3 separate regions of the Homo sapiens genome follow, and all the other regions are linked to region 1. A link is a contact called in ENCODE Hi-C or POLR2A ChIA-PET data. All regions are on one chromosome and are shown on one strand. The core of a region is the stretch at or near the end of the contact, and the rest is flanking DNA. Distances in the headings are between cores, read along the strand shown. Region 1 has its middle 18 kb from the start of OR5K1. Region 2 has its middle 13 kb from the start of OR5K2. Region 3 holds the start of OR5K3 (olfactory receptor family 5 subfamily K member 3).

Region 1 (3,850 bases), core at 281-2,780:
TTGGAGACAGGGCACTAGGGTGATTTGTCTGAGGTTAGATTGTTGTAGGGTTTTTTTTTAAAATAAAATAAATTATTTTAAAAAAATCAGCTTTCTGGAGAGATTTTCTAGGGTTCTCTGTTTCATATAATAAAAATGTGATCCTCAAAGAGTAAACTTCAGCTCTGCTGGCTAATGATGTCTCTGGCCCAAAGGGATGACTCAATTCAAATGCTCTTCTCATTCTGTCTCACTAATGTATCTTTACCAGAAATCCCTGTCTAGTTCCTAATTACATCCATTGTGCATTGCTTACAAATGAAACACAACCTCCTTACAGTTATGGAACTTGTCCAATTTCCAATCTCTGAGGGGCCAAACTTTTAATAAAGTCTCCAGTGAGGACATTCAGGTTTACTAAAACTTTCACTGAATATTATTAATTTAGGCAAATCTCCCCAGCTAACCAGTTAAAGTTAAAATTAACCAAGTCATACACAGATTTAATAATTCTCAGTGAGCTTAATTTCTTTTCCAAGAGCAGTACCCAAGAAAATCTTCAATTTTTTTTCTAGTCTGGAGTAAAAATAAAAAACAAAAACAGAAAGAAGCACCTATAAACTGGGCTGTTTAATGTATTTTGGTACTCTGTATTAGAATCTTTTATTTATATTTATATCGATATAAAATAGCAATATCAATATATTATATTAATATACAAATATAAATATAAAGTTATTTATATTCATAAACTTGATGGTGATGATAACATCCAACCCTGAGGTGAAAGACTGAAAAGGGATTTCCATGTGATATTGTTTTTGGAAGAAGCCATAGTTTTTCTTTTCTTTTTTTTTGTTTTCTTATTTATTTGTTTTTTTATTTATTTGTTTTTACTTTGCTTCCAATTAGCAGGAATGGATTCTCTCTGACTCAACTCTTTAATTACCAAGGCATTTTCAGCCATCATACCCTGAGTTTACAGCTGAGGCTTTATGTATTTTTAAAAATTAAGATATAATACACTTGGGATATAGTATAAAAATCTTCTGTGTATCGATGAATTGTTATTTATCCACCTGTGTAATATAATCACCTTAGTTGTTGATATCCTCTAATGTACAGCACTTTTCTTCATTTTATATATCCTTTTCTTCTGCCTCACCTTCTTTTCCATTTTCCCTCTTCCCATCTCTATGTTTATCCCTACTACCTCCCATTTCTCCACCTTCTCTACATCCCTCTCTACTTACAGCTGCTCTCCACTTCTATTCTCCCTTTTGTTCTCCTACCTAGTCTCACTTCCTCTTGTGTAGGTGTATCTGGAAGTTCCTGTGCTGGTTATAACCTGTTGCTTGATTTTATTACTCACCGCTGTAGAGTCTTGCTGAAGCTCTAATTGAGCCCAGGATCAAAGCACATCTATAGAGGATAAAGTGGGACGGCTATGATTGGCCATTTCGTACCCACGGTGTTTGGGAGAAACAGTCCAGCCCCTCTTTTAAGAAATGAGCAAGACACTGATTCCATCACATTGACTCAAGCTGGCTTTCAAACCAGAGGACTGGATGCTGAATCAAGCTGCCTGATCTGTCTGGACATGTCACTCTGACACTGGCATTCAAAACAGTAGGTGAAGGTAGCTTTACGGACAGAAGAAAGAAAGCCAGTATTTACCAGTTCCTTATGTATTTACATTTTTTCAAAATGAAAAGTTTTTATCATAAAATTGTAACTTTTATACACCATGCATAGGAAAAATGAAACAAAAGAAAACACAGCCAGAAATATATTAAAAAAAACTTAAAAATCTATGAAATATACACACTTGGTGGCTAACTAAAAATAAGTATTATTGACATTTTAATTGATATCTTTTCAGAATTATTTCTCCTATTGCTTTAGAAACTTGGAATCATATTGGAAAGAGTGTTTTAACTTAACATATTAGAGAAATCTGTCCTTATCAGCAAGCAAAAATTATATAATTAAGCATAATCAATATGTACCACTATTTTAAATTCATTCCCTTTTAATGGGTATGTGGCTTAATTCAATTTTTCTATTATAAATAAGCTACTAATTAATATCCATTAAATATATCCTGAATCTCTAGTCTAATAGAAATGAAATATTTGCATCAAAGGGTATGAACATTGTAAAGGCTTTTGATCTACTTTGCTCAAGTGCTCTCCAGAAAGATTGAGTTAATCTGGGAAAAGTCTCTGCTCTATTACACCACCAACAAACTGACTAACATCATCCTTTTTAGTTTTTGCCACACTGATATTTCTTCTTTTTCCTTGCTTCAGGAAATTAAAATAGATAGAACCCCAAAACTTGTTTGCCATTTGTATTTCTTCTTTGATAAATGTCTATTGATCTTTCCTTTTATTCAAATGTTTGCCTTTTTCATCATGATGTGTTAAGAGCCTCTTATACATCAAAGGTGTTAATATTTCCCTTTCTCCCATAAATGTCCTGAATATTTTTCTTATAATATTATTTGTCTAACTGTTTTTTTTGTTTGTTTGTTTGTTTGTTTTTACATATAGAAGTTTTAAAGTTTTACATTGTCACTGTATCAGGGTATACTCAGGAAAACGGAGCCCTTGCCAACGATTTAAATAGAGAAAATGCAATTCAGGAAATAATTACAAAGGGTGTGAAAAGTAAAAATTCAAACAAGGTAACCTGTGATAAGCTCCTACTGGAAGGACTGGTGTTAACAGAACTCAGAATTCTGTCCATAGGAGAGGTTATTCTGCAGAAGCTGGAATCTCTCTGGGGATACAGCTAAGTGCTAGAGACACTGCCTATAGCAGACAAAGAGTGAAGAAATATTGTGGCTTATATCCTCCACTCTCCAATTTCTTATTAGTGTCTGCCACTGGGAAAATCTAGCCAGAAGTCATTTGAAAGAAATTCTGGGAAATATAGCATACAAAGGCAATTTGATTGCGATACAAAACTGACCGGGGGAAGCCGAGAAATAGAAGGGGAAGCTGAGAAATAGATTGAGGGTAAACAGCGAGTGTTTAAGAGAATCATATACATTAATTATTTCTATTTATGACTTCTGGCTCTGGCATTAATAAAGTCCTCTTTTTCCCTAAGATTATTTCTTTGATTTGTATTTAATTTTGAGTCTTACATTTTTAGTTTACATAAAATATATGTTGGTGTAAAATGTGAGTATGTTCCCTGACAGAGGAAGGTCCAGCTGCTTGTTCTCGAGCTCTAATAAGAAGACGCAGACAAACTAGGAAAGATGGGAGTTTATTTCTGCAACCAGTTACAGGGAGAAGGTCAGAGTAACTCACCAGACCATCTCAAAGTTACAAGTTTTTTTCTGATACTTACATACATTTTAAGCTCCATGCTATGTGCAGGATTGCACCTACAAGCAGAAGAGTTTCATTCAATCTATGTCTAATCTTTAACTAGGGGGTCTGGGGTCTGGAAAGCTTTCTTTAGAGTCTTAGTTTCTTAATCTTAAGACAGAACCAGGTGTATGTGTAGGAATGCTATTACTATTCAATCACACTTTAGGGTCTGAGAAAACCCAGGTGGGATCTTAATGGGTTTGTTTTCATATTCCCATCCTCATACTCAGGCACCAGTTTCTCCAGTTCTTTATTTAACTTATCCACTCATCAAAATTATAGTAAAGGGTAATGGAAACTAACCGCCTGGTTGCTAATGGAAACCTGACCTGCCACAAGTAAGGATCTAACTATATTGTTTAATGACAGCCTAGTTGGCCCAACACCATCATTTGAATTAGATCTTTACCATATTGATAATTTTTAAAGAAGTTTGGGTTTATTTTTGTACTTTTTACTTAGTTCCATATATCTCTTTGTATGTG
Region 2 (3,740 bases), core at 1,104-3,603, 38 kb before region 1:
AAGAAAAGTTTGATGATCATGCCTCATATTGGAATTATTTGTGAAAAAATATATTTTGACGAGCCATCAAGTTGCCAGTATTATACCATTTTTTTGGTTAACAAAAAGGTTTCATATGGGTTAGTCTAAAACATTTTAGCTTCTTGAGTACAAGTTTTACTCTTTCAAGTTGACACCAGGTCTTATTTAATTTTTGTTTTAACTCAGCACCTACCTTAATGCTTCACATATTGCAAACCTCAGAAGTGGGTTGGCTGAATAAAGGAATAGATCTTGCACATATGGAAAAAATAAAAATAAAAGAAAAAGTCTTCTGAATTGATTAAATTAATGGAAAAACAGTAAACAGGGAAATAGTCAGATAGCATAATAAGAAAGGAGTGATGTTTTACATCAGTCTTAGGTGAAAATTGGAATTGCCATTTATATGTTATCTCCAGGGAAGGTGAGCAGAGGCCATGTGGAAAAATATTTGTACCATATAATACTCTGAACTTACCCAACTTAGCACTGTAAGAAGTATAGACAGGAAAAGAGCAGCAGAAACCAGAAGCTTAGCGTAAGATAAATTTTGAAGAAATAAAAATGACTGATCTTTGCTACTACCTAGGAAACTACAAAGTTCTTGGTTAGGCAGAGCCAACATGGAAAGATTCAGGTATAAGTTGCAGGCTGTATGTTTAATGTTTAATAGAATGAATAATTAGTAAATGTTTCTTTAAGAAATATTAAAAAACAAATTGTCATTATAGAGTCTTAAGGTTTTTATAATTATTTTAAAAATTACCTTTAAAATTCAGTTTTCTGAAGTTTTGAAAGTGGGTTATTCATTAACTACCAAGGACCAAGGAGGATGAATACATTTTGATAGTATCGGGACAATATAAATGTTTGTAGGAAAATGTAACCTCTTCTACTTGTGACTCAAGAGCTACAGAAAATGGAACTAAGTTATGAATATATGTATTATGTATATGCACATGAGATATCTTTTGAATACAGGTAGTTAATTTATTGTATATTTTTGTTGTTTTTGTATCACCCCATACATTTTTTCTTGCTATAATTTAGTACGTATCTTTTGAAGAAAGGAATAAGTTCAGCCCACTAACAAGGCTATTCCCTTTGAAAAAGAAATAGAAAATTATATTTTCAAATAGTTAAAATTTTATTATTTATTTTAAATTTTATTTAAATAAACACATTTATGAGATTTCAAATGATAGAAGTAATTCATCATAATATCAGTTTTAAATCTTTGAAAGACAGGCAAGACTGACACATCAAAAGGTAGAATAAGGTCTTTTATTTGCTCTGATACAGAAACAATTTCCTAGTATTACATATAACTTTTTTCTCCTCCTGTACATAATCTTAATACAGTCCCATCTTAATATATTACAATTACTACCTGAGAGTTATATTAAACTGAAAAATTAATATTTCAACAGTTAGTATGACTCTAGAGTTGAATGGGCTATAGCTATTACATTCTACTTCTCAAATGTTTAATCAGCATCACTTATGACCCAACATTTAAAATTGTGTTAGCTGGGCATGGTGGCTCGCACCTGTAATCCCAGCACTTTGGGAGGCTGATGCAGGTGGATCACTTGAGGTCAGGAGTTTGAGACCAGCCTGGCAAAAATGGTGAAACCTTGTCTCTCCTAAAAATACAAAAATTAGTCTGGTGTGGTGGCAGGCCCTTGTAATCCCAGCTACTTGGGAGGCTGAGGCAGGATAATTATTTGAACCCAGGAGGCAGAGTTTGCAGTGAGCCAAGATCACACCACTGTACTCCAGCCTGGGCAATGGAGTGAGACTCAGTCTCAAAATAAATAAATAAATAATAAAATAAAATTAAATTAAATGTTGAAATAGGCTTGCTGATAAAGCATACTTGTACAAATAAACAGGGCCAACTCTAGAGCACTTTTCCTGAGCTGGAAATGTGTAGGAATTGAAGACTAATATGATCTGAAGGGGCATGATCTGTGGAAGGGAGATATATGGTGTCCCCAGAGATGAATGTATAAAATAAATATTCTCGAGTCTACCAAACTTTGGATACTCAGTTAGTTGGCAATTCATCCTGGATGACAGGAAATGGCATATTAAGATTTAGGTAATACCTCAATAATTAAAATGTAAAAAGAAAGTGTTAGCAACATTAAACATTTCTACAAATTAGTTTTTCTTTTTTGAAAATAATGGCAGACAGGAGGCAGGACTAACTTGCAGCTCCCTCTCTGATGGACAGAACAGCATATGGAGACTCACATAGTGAGTCCAAGAACTCCAAGAACTAGCACAGGAACATACGAGGAAAACTGAAAGAATCCACAGACCTTTTGAAAGAAGTAGCTTGCTGATGCAAACTTTGTGAAACAGCTGAAAAAGTGTGAGTGCCCAAAGTGTGAGTGGGGAAGGTCCACCTCCTAACACACATCCTCACATCCTCACCGGGGAACCTGAAAACCCAGATCATGGGAGAAGAATTTAACCTTACCTAGAGCTGAAAAGAATTTAGAGAGCTGAACAAAATATAAAAGTAGAAGAAGTACTGAAAAAGCCCTGTAGGTATTCCTGGTTCGCAGGGAAGCCATTTCTGACTTTATCTCACTGAAGTCACTGGGTAGGACTGCCAGTGGAATTGGGGAAGGACAGGTAGAAGAAAACTTTCAGCTGAACTTTGTAATAATTTTGACCAAGTGCAAATTTTCCTGGGCAGAATCCTGGGTGGAGGGAATGGGAAGTACAGACAGGAGCACAGAAGCTGTGGCAGGTAAGGAGGGGTGGGGCCTGAAAGCCCTGCTTGCTTTCTCAGCTAGAAAACATGCAGCCTGGGGCAATATCCCAGCACTGTTCGTTGGCTGCCTGGATATAAACTAGGTGCTATTGGTGGGGTATGGTGGGATTGAGACTGTCCTTGCTGGCTGCATAGGAGACGAGTGAGGCTTGTCATTGCCAGCTTTCTCCACTTCCCTGAGAACCTGTATGATGCAACAGAGGCAGACATTATGCCCCTGGGAACATAGGTCCATTGGCCTGAGAACCACACCCCCATCACCCACAGCAGCTGCAGCAAGTCCCACACAAAGAGAGTCTGAGCTCAGACACCACTAACCTGCCCCTACTTGATGGTCTTTCTCTACCCACTCTGATAGCCAAAGAAAAAAGATACTATCTTTTGGAAGCTCTGTGGCCCTGCCCATCACTTGAGAAACCCAAATATTTATCCAAGTGACATTAGAGCAAGCTTGTATCTCCCCTATACTACTGCAGTTGATGCTGTCTTGAAACTGCCATCTCCTGGCTGGAGGCCAACACACTCAAGTGATTATATCAACTCATAAAAGAAAAGTCCTGCTCCAGGAAATGAGAAAACAACAGCTAATTCCACCACCGAAACATCCTGGCTAACCAGAGGTCCTGAGTCTGTCCAGGTACAACTTCACTGCTAGCACAACCAACATTCAAGAAAATCAGCACACTAAAAACTACAACCATGGACCCTCAAAGAGTCTACTTCATATCCCTGCTACCACCACTGGCCCAGGTGCTGGTATCCACAGCTGAGAGACTTGAAGATGGATCACATGACAGGACTCCTTGCAGACACTCTTCAGTACCAGCCCAGAGCTCAGTAGCGCTGCTGGGTGGCTAGACCCAGAAAAGCAGTGACATCCACTGCAGTCAGAATCTCAGGAAGCCCCATTCCTAAGGGAAGGGGGAGAGCA
Region 3 (3,860 bases), core at 691-3,190, 55 kb after region 1:
TGGGATTCAGTGTTACTAAGAGTTGAGAGTGAATGACACAGAAACACACTTTTTATTTATTTCTATATATTTTTTGAGGCAGAGTCTCACTCTGACACCAAAGCTAGAGTGCAGTGGCCTGATCTCAGCTCACTGCAACATCCACCTCCAGGGTTCAAGCGATCCTCCTGCTTCAGTCTCCTAGGTAGTCGAGATTATAAGGATGCACCATGCCTGGCTAATTTTAAAAATATTTTTAGTAGAGATGGGGTTTCACTATGTTGGCCAGGCTAGTTTCAAACTCCTGACCTCAGGTGATCTACCTGCCTTGGCCTCTGGAAGTGCTAGGATTACAGGCATAAGCCCAGATTACTGTGCCAAGCCCAGAAATACATTTTTAAAATTATGGCATTATAGAAAGGGAAAAGCAATCAATACAGGTACTCTGTTTCATAGAACTTGAGAATGTAAAATGACTAATGACTAACACTAAATATGAAAATATTATTGATTAGAGAATACATATTCTGCATGAATAATTTTTCAAGCAATCTCTTGAAAGAACTCAAAAAAAGTTAGAATCAAATTCAGACAGACAATTTACTTCTCACAGATGATTCTGGTTAAAAAGGGACTAATGTTTGAGAACTTGGAATGTGCCTGAGTTCGTAAAATTATGCTTTAAGATTCCAGAAATTTGCCAACAATAGTAAATGCACACTACCGTTATATGTACTGACATTTATTCCTAGTATTTGTTGGATTTGCTGAAAATTGTAACTAATTACACTCTGACACAATCTGAGACTTCATGAATAATTTAGTTCACTTTTGATGAACACTAGTAGCTTAGATTTTGAAGTATATTTTACAGGAATTTCTCCTTTCTGAACATTTTGAACTCCTATATCATTATTTTTAAATAATTTAATATTTTATATTCAAAGTGGCCTTGTAAACTGCCTCACTATCCCTTGATTTAAAATAAAGTATTATCAAGTTGCCAGAGGGGATGACATTTGTTTCAGAATGTGACAAAATTTTCTCTTCTTCATAATTTTTTTCATAATATTTATTACTTCCTTATTTCTTAGGCTATAAATAAAAGGATTTAATAAAGGAATAACTAAAGTATAAAATATAGCAACAGGTATATCTTTATCCCCTTCATTAACTGCACCTGGTCGAGCATACATGAAGAGAAGGGAATCACAGAATATTGACACAGAGAGAAAGTGAGATGCACAAGTAGATAAAGCTTTGCCTCTTCCCTCCTTGGATTTCATTGTAAATATTGTGAAAAGGATGTAGAAATAAGAAACTAAGACTATAGTAAAGATTTGAATTGATCCTGCCAAGATAAATAACACCAATTCATTGATATAAGGGTTAATACAAGAAAGTCTATATAATGGAAGAACATCACAGAAAAAATGATTGATTTGATGAGACCCACAGAAAGTTAACCTCAACAGAAACTCTACTTCAATCATGGGATGCAGGTTGCCAGCTAGGTAGGCTCCTGCAGTCATCTGAATGCAGAGTGTCTTGGACATCATGGTGTGGTACTGCAGTGGGTTGCATATGGCCACATAGCAGTCATAGGCCATTGCCGCCAGAAGAAAGCAGTCTGTAGTTTCAGCAAGACAGAGAAAATAAAATTGTGCCATACATTCATACAGGGTAATCCTTTTGTCCTCAGAAAAGAAGTTCTCTAACATCTTGGGAGTAATAGCAGAGGAACAGCAGGAATCCATCAGAACTAGGTTGCCTAAAAATATGTACATTGGTGTGTGAAGACGTTGCTCTATATAAATCAATGCCACCAAACCAATGTTCCCCACCATGGTGATCAGATAGATGGCAAAGAACACCACAAACAGAACAGTCTTCAGCTTTGGATGATATGTAAATCCTGTGAGGATGAACTCAGCTATCAAGGAGTGATTCTCCTTATTCATCTCCACCTTGTCTGTTGAGAGATGAATGAGGGGTTATAATATTGTAATTGATTGTAATTGAGAGCATATTATTGTTCCTTCAATTTTTTTCCTTTTTACAACAAGTAGAGGAATTTCTTTGTCATATTTCCCCTGCTGTTTCTAAATACATCCTCACATACTTCTAGGGGACATTTGTTCTCCTAAAGTGTCAGTGTCTGTGACCTCAAGCTCTGACCCTTAGGATTCACAAGGATATTTTGATAATTCCAGGGAAGATGTTTAAAGTGGAAATGGTTCATCTTTATAAATTTATGCAAGGATAGCATAAAAAACTAGGGGACCCCTATCTGGTTCATTGTTCTCAAATAATTTCACTGTCAGTTTTGTATTGAAGATCCTCCTTAAAACAAATTTATAATATATATATATATGTCATATAATATAGAATATATATATTATATGGGGCTATATATATATATATACACACACACACACGCACACACATCTCTCTCCAAGAAAATAATTTCTATATATTCTTCCAGTAGATTGAATGTTTTAAAAAAGCATATAACAGATATGTTAAATTTATATCTTAGGAACTGTATGAAATTCACCAAGAACTGAGGAGGAAAATATTTATCTTTAAAGAAAATTATCTTGGAGATTTAAAGAAATAAACATCCGTAGATTATCACTTGTCTCATCCCTTTCCCCAGTGTCACACCCATTTCATAAACATTGACTCTATCCATTCTATTATTCCTGTTGATTTTCTCTTACATGCCTAAATCCTTCCTCCTTTTGATAAGGAATACTTTTTATATAATGCTACTTAAAGTTTTAACTAATTGCCCCAGTCCACACAGATTTCCATTTTCCGAACGGTAGATGCTCTCTTATATACTCCACACAATTCAGAATTTCTTGCCTATATATACATTGCTTTTTAAAAATGTCAGTCTATTCAATTTTCTTATATTGTAAGCATTTTGAGGTTAGTTGTGATTTATACTTCTGTGAAAAGAGCTGTAAAATACTATGGGGGAAAAGGCAGTATTAATTTCAGTATTAGCTCCACCCTGATGACCTGGAATGAGTAAAGTTGCTTTATGAATTCTACTAATGATCCTTAATGATTCTTTGGTTTCTGCAGACTATTAGCTTTAAAGGAAAGTCTACAAAGAAATATATAAAATCATTACATAAAATTTTAGGTGTCTTTCTTTTATCTAAATTGACTCTTTTCTACCATTTTTCTGTTTCTTCAGAAAATTATATAAGATTTTCTGAAGTATACTATAGCAGATTAAAAGCTACTAAGTAAAAGCAAGCTCACCTTTATACTATAGCCTTCTAACACTTAGGAAAAAGGAGAAAATCCTTTATATCTTAATAGGATTTTTGAAGTCAAATTTTGTTTTGCTTTAAAAGGCTATTTCCTTTCCCTGCATAGTGATTCATTAGGACATACTGACTGATAATTCAAATCATATAAGTTCTATGGTCAAAATAGACATGTTTTTATATTCAAAATATTAAAACAAAAACATGGGCTGACTATTTTATTAATTCGTTTTAAAATAATAAATGTAAGCCATGTAGTCAGTTAAGTTAGCAATAACTTTCTATGTACATGCCTAAATTATTTAACAGAATTTCTTTGTAACTTTACTTATGTGTTTTGAAATTCTGTTACAATCAGAAAGTCAGACAAATTGCAGTATTGTGTCTCATCCTAGTTCTTCATAGCATTCAATTTTGAAAAGTGCTAGAAAGATTAGAAAAAAGCTGAAATTTAAGAACAATAAAAGATACTAAATAATTCAGAGGTACTAAATAATTCAGAGCTTTATGGTTGCTAAAATTAGAAGTAAAAATAAGTTAGCACGCTTCTCTTACCTAGATTTTACTGAGAAGAGCTTTGTAACAGCTTTATGA

Evidence for each region. Hi-C counts contacts between places; a loop is a spot of excess contacts on that map. ChIA-PET counts read pairs that join two places held with the same protein, here RNA polymerase II (POLR2A). Pooled maps may share reads with other maps.
Region 2: a map of mammary epithelial cell shows a loop between it and region 1 (6-fold over the local background). The contact joins two enhancer-like sites. A Hi-C loop is called at or near these places in 1 of 168 maps with a recorded cell type or tissue (mammary epithelial cell), 1 of 37 single-sample maps with no recorded cell type and 1 of 50 pooled maps. POLR2A ChIA-PET finds 5 or more read pairs at or near these places in 1 of 52 experiments (Caco-2).
Region 3: a loop to region 1 is called in a map of prostate gland, with 3 times the contacts of the local background. The contact joins the promoter of OR5K3 here to the enhancer-like site in region 1. A Hi-C loop is called at or near these places in 2 of 168 maps with a recorded cell type or tissue (endothelial cell of hepatic sinusoid and prostate gland), 1 of 37 single-sample maps with no recorded cell type and 1 of 50 pooled maps. POLR2A ChIA-PET finds 5 or more read pairs at or near these places in 2 of 52 experiments (activated B cell and activated T-cell).

Annotation. Positions count from the first base shown.
Region 1 is chr3:98,443,736-98,447,585 of GRCh38, reverse strand. No RefSeq gene overlaps it. Among named protein-coding and RNA genes, the nearest start is that of OR5K1, 18 kb to the left of the region's middle. RefSeq lists enhancers at 1,528-1,667, 946-2,145. Within about 2 kb of position 1,530, at least 3 of the 41 ENCODE cell types and tissues checked have a DNase peak (open chromatin) inside an H3K27ac peak, as active enhancers do.
Region 2 is chr3:98,482,489-98,486,228 of GRCh38, reverse strand. No RefSeq gene overlaps it. Among named protein-coding and RNA genes, the nearest start is that of OR5K2, 13 kb to the left of the region's middle. Within about 2 kb of position 2,353, at least 3 of the 41 ENCODE cell types and tissues checked have a DNase peak (open chromatin) inside an H3K27ac peak, as active enhancers do.
Region 3 is chr3:98,388,746-98,392,605 of GRCh38, reverse strand. It overlaps OR5K3 (olfactory receptor family 5 subfamily K member 3), which reads right to left and starts at 1,940. Exons shown (of 1, transcript NM_001005516.1): 1 at 975-1,940. The coding sequence starts at 1,940. The coding sequence ends at 975.